Regions from separate parts of the Homo sapiens genome. Here region 2 is linked to region 1. Evidence: read pairs that join two places in POLR2A ChIA-PET (ENCODE). Cell type or tissue: HepG2. All regions are shown on one strand. Links, peaks and the distances in the headings refer to the core of each region. The heading gives the core; the rest is flanking DNA.

Region 1 (2,816 bases), core at 236-2,735:
TACCATTAACAAACCTAGTTTAGAATTTTAAGTAAATCCATCCTAAGCAATAATAAAAGTGTGAGACTTTGGAAATCCAGCCAAGGAAAAAAAAAAAGTCCTAAAATTTGTTTGTCATAGCTTTTAGGAAAAAAAGAGAAATGGAAACTACTGCATTTTTTAAAAAATGAAAAAGGATTCCTCTGTAAGCTGAGGTAGGAGGATCACTTGAGCCCAGGAGTTTGAGGCTGCAATGAACTGTGATTGCACCACTGCACTTCAGCCTGGGCAACTGAGCGAGACACTGTCTCTAAAGGAACAGAAAGGTAATGCTACCTGATAATAATCAACCCCACTTCGGTGAGAACCTAGGTTTTAGTCTCTGCTCTGTTTTGTGCATTTTGCAGAAGTCTCTGGCTCATGCATTTTGTAGAAGTCACCTAGCCTCTCTGATCAGAGTGGATCACCTCAAGCTTGCCTCTGTTTCTTAAAATTCATGATTCTAAACTCTGTACTCCTGGATTAACAAATGTGCTGCATATGGAACACATAAAGTGACAACAACTGTTCAAATGCTTTTCTGTTTGCAAATTTCTTTCTTTTTTTTTTGAGACGGAGTCTCGCTCTGTCATCCAGGCTGGAGTGCAGTCGCACGATCTCGGCTCACTGCAAGCTCTGCCTCTGGGTTCATGCCATTCTTCTGCCTCAGGCTTCTGAGTAGCTGGGACTACAGGCGCCCGCCACCACACCCGGCTAATTTTTTGTATTTTTTAGTAGAGACGGGGTTTCACTGTCTTAGCCAGGATGGTCTCGATCTCCTGACCTCATGATCTGCCCGCCTCAGCCTCCCGAAGTGCTGGGATTACAGGTGTAAGCCACCACGCCCGGCTTCTGTTTGCAAATTTCTATCTTAGCTTTGCTACATAAATCATATTCTTCCAAAAAGTAGGCATACTGTCATTGATGGGACCCCTAAAGATGTTAAAGAATTTGGGTAACGGGTAGAAGGAGGTGAGTTGTTAAGTACTGAATGATGGGCTAATAGAGGCAAGAAAGACGTAAGACACAGCGATCTGCAAATAGAAATTGTTCAAGGTTACTTTCTGCTAGGGGTACAGTGGATCTAATGCTTCACATTGTGTAATTTTGCAGAAACCTCAGTAGTTCTTTGCTGGAAATAGATCCTGATCTTCTGGCTACATTGTTCATTCTTTGGTGTTACCTTTACTGTTTCACATTATGTCACCTCCAAGCAGGCAAAATTGGGCTTGCCTTCCTCCCTGTTAACACCTTTTAAATATTTGTAGACTCTTATCAAGTACCAGGTATCCCCTCTCCACCAATTCTTGACCTGCACTGCCAGGTCTTTTGATCTTAATGCACAAGTCATTCCTTTGATCATTTTGGTGCCTTGTTCTGGATCCTCTCAACTATATCAACTTATTTCTGTTAGCAAATATTGCTCTGAGCATTCCAACTGGAGTCTCTGGAGAAGCAGATTCCAGAGAGAACATTTTTTTTAGTGTTCCGTGATGTAAACTCTGGAAGATCCGAGCCAACTCAAGACTTTCTTTTTGACTATAACTAAAGTTATTTCAAACTTACAGTTAAATAAGTAGCCCTTCAAGTTCCTGTCAATAATAAAATGTGGGACAGCAATAATAAAATGTGTTCCTATCAATAATAAAACATAGGATACCTATGGGTTAACAGAAAGGGCCCTCTGTTATCATCTTTGGATGATGAATTTGTCTTCACCCTCTTCTGATTTGCTTTACTGGAGCCAGCCACATATCTCAATTGAAACAGATAAGTTTTAAAATATAAATAGCATTGGGAGAGTGTTACTCTGAACATTTTCATTCCCCTAAATCCAAATGCCAAAGCCCTAAGCCCCAATGTGATGAAAAAAAAAAAAAACCTATTTTTGCTGCTATAACAGAATACCTGAGACTGGGTAATTTATAATTAACAAAAATTTATTTGGCTCATGGTTCTGGAGGCTGGGAAGTCCAAGATCAAGATCAAGGGGCCTGCTTCTTGTGAAGAACTTCTTGCTATATCATCCCATGGTGGAAGGCAGATGGGCATGAGAACATGGGTGCACATGAGACAGACAAGCTCACTTTTATAGGAAATCCACTCTCTCTCAATAACAAACCCACTCCAGTGATAATGACATTAATCCATTCATGGGGGCAGAGACCTCAAGACGTAATCACCTCTTGAAGGTCCCACTTTTCAACACTGTTGCAATAAGAATTACATTTCCAACACATGAACACTGAGGGGCACATTAAAACCCCTAGCTGAGTGTATCTGATGATGGGACCTTTGAGAAGTAATTAGGTTTAGATGTGGTCATGAAGGTGGGTCCTCATTATGGGATTTGTGCTCTTACAAGTAAAAGGCACTAGAGAATTGGCTCACTCTCTCTCCTGGTGAGACTCCAAAGATGTCATGTGAGCACAAACCAATATGGCAGCTGCCTCAAGCCAGGTAGAGACCCTCACCAGGAACCAAACCTGTGGCATCTTGATCTCAGACTTCCTAGCCTCCAGAACTGTGAGAAATAAATTTCTGTTGTCTAAGCCACCTACTTTCTGGTATTGTGTTATGGCACCTCAAGCTGACAAATACAGGGAGGACACATTGACCTAAATTTGGATCAAAACATAACTACTCTAACCGTACATATAATTCCTAAGATAAGTTTTTAATTTTGATGACTAGAATTAGAAAATAAACCATAGAAAGGGGAAAAGGGCTGGGAGAAAGTTGCAAAAAGAGGAGTAGGAAAGCTGAAGATACATAGTGTATATTTCTTTTTCTTTTCC
Region 2 (2,816 bases), core at 3-2,502, 60 kb before region 1:
GGTATATTATTTCCTGCTGCAGGCAGACAAGTAAGCAAATAAATAATGAAATGAGCTATGTTTGAGTTTAGCCTTTTGACAAGGACTCTCTCCTTGACCAAACTCTAGATAGGTTCTTAGGAGCCACTCTCTGTTGGGCCCTGTCCTCAAGAGCCCAGTTTCCCAAAAACCTGGCTAAATCTGGCCATGCTCAGTATCTTCTCAGGTTCCTCAACCCTCACCATCTCCCAGGTGATGCCTGGTCACCCTGGCCTGTCTTCAGCAAGAATCCTGTGAGGTCATTTTAGCCAGAATCTCCCTCACCTCTGACGGTTCCTCTTCATGATTTTCCATCCACCAAACCCAGCCTGCTCCTTGGCTATATATCCCCACTTGCCTGTGCTGTATTTGGAGTGGAGCCCAGTTCTACACTGAGCTTTCATTTCCTCTACTGCAACAGTCCTGAGTAAAATCTGCTGTTCCACTGTCCAGTTCTGGGTTTTCTTTGACACTTTCCAAGTTGCACTAGAGTTGTCCCTCCCATCATGGCAAGAGAAGGAGTGTGTGTGTGTGTGTGTGTGTGTGCACATGTGTGTGTGTGTCTGGTGAGGGGAGGGCAAGGAGGGTATAGGCAGAGTATGTCCATCTTTAGCCTGGGCTTCAGGATAAGGGATATGTGATTATGTTTATGGAGCATGGTCCGCCATTAATATCAATGGTAGAAATGCATTTCTGTTTTAAAATACCCCGTAGTCTGTATTCTTGAAATTATGACCTGGTACCTTAAAAGCTTGAAGGAAGTACGCAGTACTTCCCCGAATCCTTGAGAAGACATTTTTTATCAATAAACTTTAAGATGGGAAAATATATGCATAGATAAAATAATAATGCAAAAAAAGGCATTATTATAGGGCCCCTACTTACTTCCTAAAATCATATGAGAAGTGAACAACCCATGGTATCCAATGCCTCCCTCCACCTCTCCTTCCCAAAAGCCTGGTATCTAACAGGCCGGTGAATAATAAATAAATGCCTGCTGATAAACAAACGGATGAACAAATATTGTTTAAGGTAGTATTTCCTAAATACTTTAAAAAAATCCTAGGGAGCAATAGCTTGTAACGGCCCCAGCAAGGGCTCCCATGTGGTGAGGCCATATAGTCCTCCTGGGCTGCAGGATGGCAGGCAGGGTGGGCTGGGCTGGGGATGTCTGGGTGGAGTGGGGTCAGCAGCTTTCCTTATCTTGGTCCCAAGGGAGCAGAGGGCTGGGTTCAGCTGGGCTACTTCCACCCAAGCTGTAGCTCTGTCACTCTGCCCAATATTTTTAAGCCACATTTGGTGGTTTTCCAGTAGCAAAATGACTCAAAGTAAACAGTCCCCAAATCCCCTTCTCTCTTTTCTCCTTCTGCAAATCCAGCCTTTAACAAAAACATAAGCGGGTCCTACCTACAGGTTGGAGGAGCAGCTCTTCAGACCACAGGGGAAAACTCACAGACCCTTGTTGTCCAGGAAACACATTCTGGGCCTTGGGTTGAAAGCACTATTTATTTGTACAGCCAGTGCGTTATTAACTGCAGTCCTTTGAACTTTCAAAGTTAAATGTTAAATTTTAAATGTGGATGGAGAAGTTATTTGAAGGGAGAATCTAGGGCATGCAAATGCAAATGACAAATTAGATTTATGTTGCTGGTGCTTAGAAATCAACTTTTAACTTCCTTTAATGAAACAACATTGAAGAGATATTTCCCCTCAACTTTCAGTTTCTAAAAGGCTGTGCTTGAGTTTTTTAGAGAAAACTGACAAGCAAGGGCTCGTTAATATCTTACAACCATCCCTAGGCTAGATCAGCTATAATTAAACATAAATAAAGTGAGCAACACTGTCATTAAATGGCAGAAATGAATCTCATTTTTTATGCTTACAAATTAATTTTTTTAAAACTTTCCTCATAGAGACAAAAACAGTTTTCAAAAATGTAAACATCTTCAGAAATATGAAGCTGGGTATGCCCCGTGCGGAGGAAAGTATGTTGTTGTTTACAAGAGTTAATTTTTTCACATTAACTAAAGTCCTCCCAATAATTGGTTAGAAAAGTTTACTTTGAAAACTGTGCCAGAGACTTGAAGCCTGTTTCAAGTGGTTCATGCAAAAACTAGTTTCCTGATTTACTGCTGCGAGGCGATCGTGTTACAAGCACACTGTTGGCATTAATACGAGTGAGGAGGATGGGCTGGGGCTGGGCGAATTCTAGGCAGTAAGAATTAAAAGTCTAATGTGGTTACTTCAGGAAAACAAAAATCATCCTCTCCCACATATCCCAAAGTTAGGTTTATTTTTGGGAGCTGAAAGGATGCCTGATGGCCGAGTAACCCTCACCATATTTATGGTTCAGAATGCCCAGCAGGTACTACTTATGGGGCGCCCAGAACAAGCTTTTGTATTTTTTGACTCTGAAATAGGAAAAATATTCTGAATTATCTTTCTCATACACTTTCAAAATCGAAATCCTGTAGTGGAGGAGAGATAGGGTAAATATGGCTCAATGGGATAAAATCCTCAGACTCCACATGGCTCAGCGACCTGTCATATATTTTCCTAAAAATGCAGGAAAGATAACTATGTATTAAGCAAAATTTCTAAAAAAGAACTGAATGGGAAGAGATGCTGCTTGGGGCTTACAGGGAAGGAAGCAAAGGAACTAGCGAGAGGCGCCTGCTCAGAACGCCCAGGGCAACAGCATCTGGCATGAGGAGCATGGAGGACCGGAAACAGATGGGTCGGGAACTGGTGGCAAGGTCGAGCGTAGCTCAGAGGAAGAAGGACAGGAAGAAGGCTGA

What was found. Peaks named below come from ENCODE experiments on the same cell type or tissue, not always from the same donor. Only the 100,000 strongest peaks of a DNase experiment are listed, where the experiment ranks them.
Region 2: POLR2A ChIA-PET joins it to region 1 with 5 read pairs; 2 of 35 experiments call an interaction of 5 or more read pairs at or near these places.

What each region holds. Positions count from the first base shown.
Region 1 is chr13:23,548,861-23,551,676 of GRCh38, reverse strand. No RefSeq gene overlaps it. Among named protein-coding and RNA genes, the nearest start is that of TNFRSF19, 20 kb to the left of the region's middle. In HepG2, for the core only: no CTCF peak of the experiment used is centred there; a DNase peak (open chromatin) is centred at 1,356.
Region 2 is chr13:23,608,875-23,611,690 of GRCh38, reverse strand. The region is part of intron 3 of TNFRSF19 (TNF receptor superfamily member 19); the gene reads right to left. Among named protein-coding and RNA genes, the nearest start is that of TNFRSF19, 40 kb to the right of the region's middle. In HepG2, for the core only: no CTCF peak of the experiment used is centred there; a DNase peak (open chromatin) is centred at 1,410; H3K4me3 peaks cover 505 bases.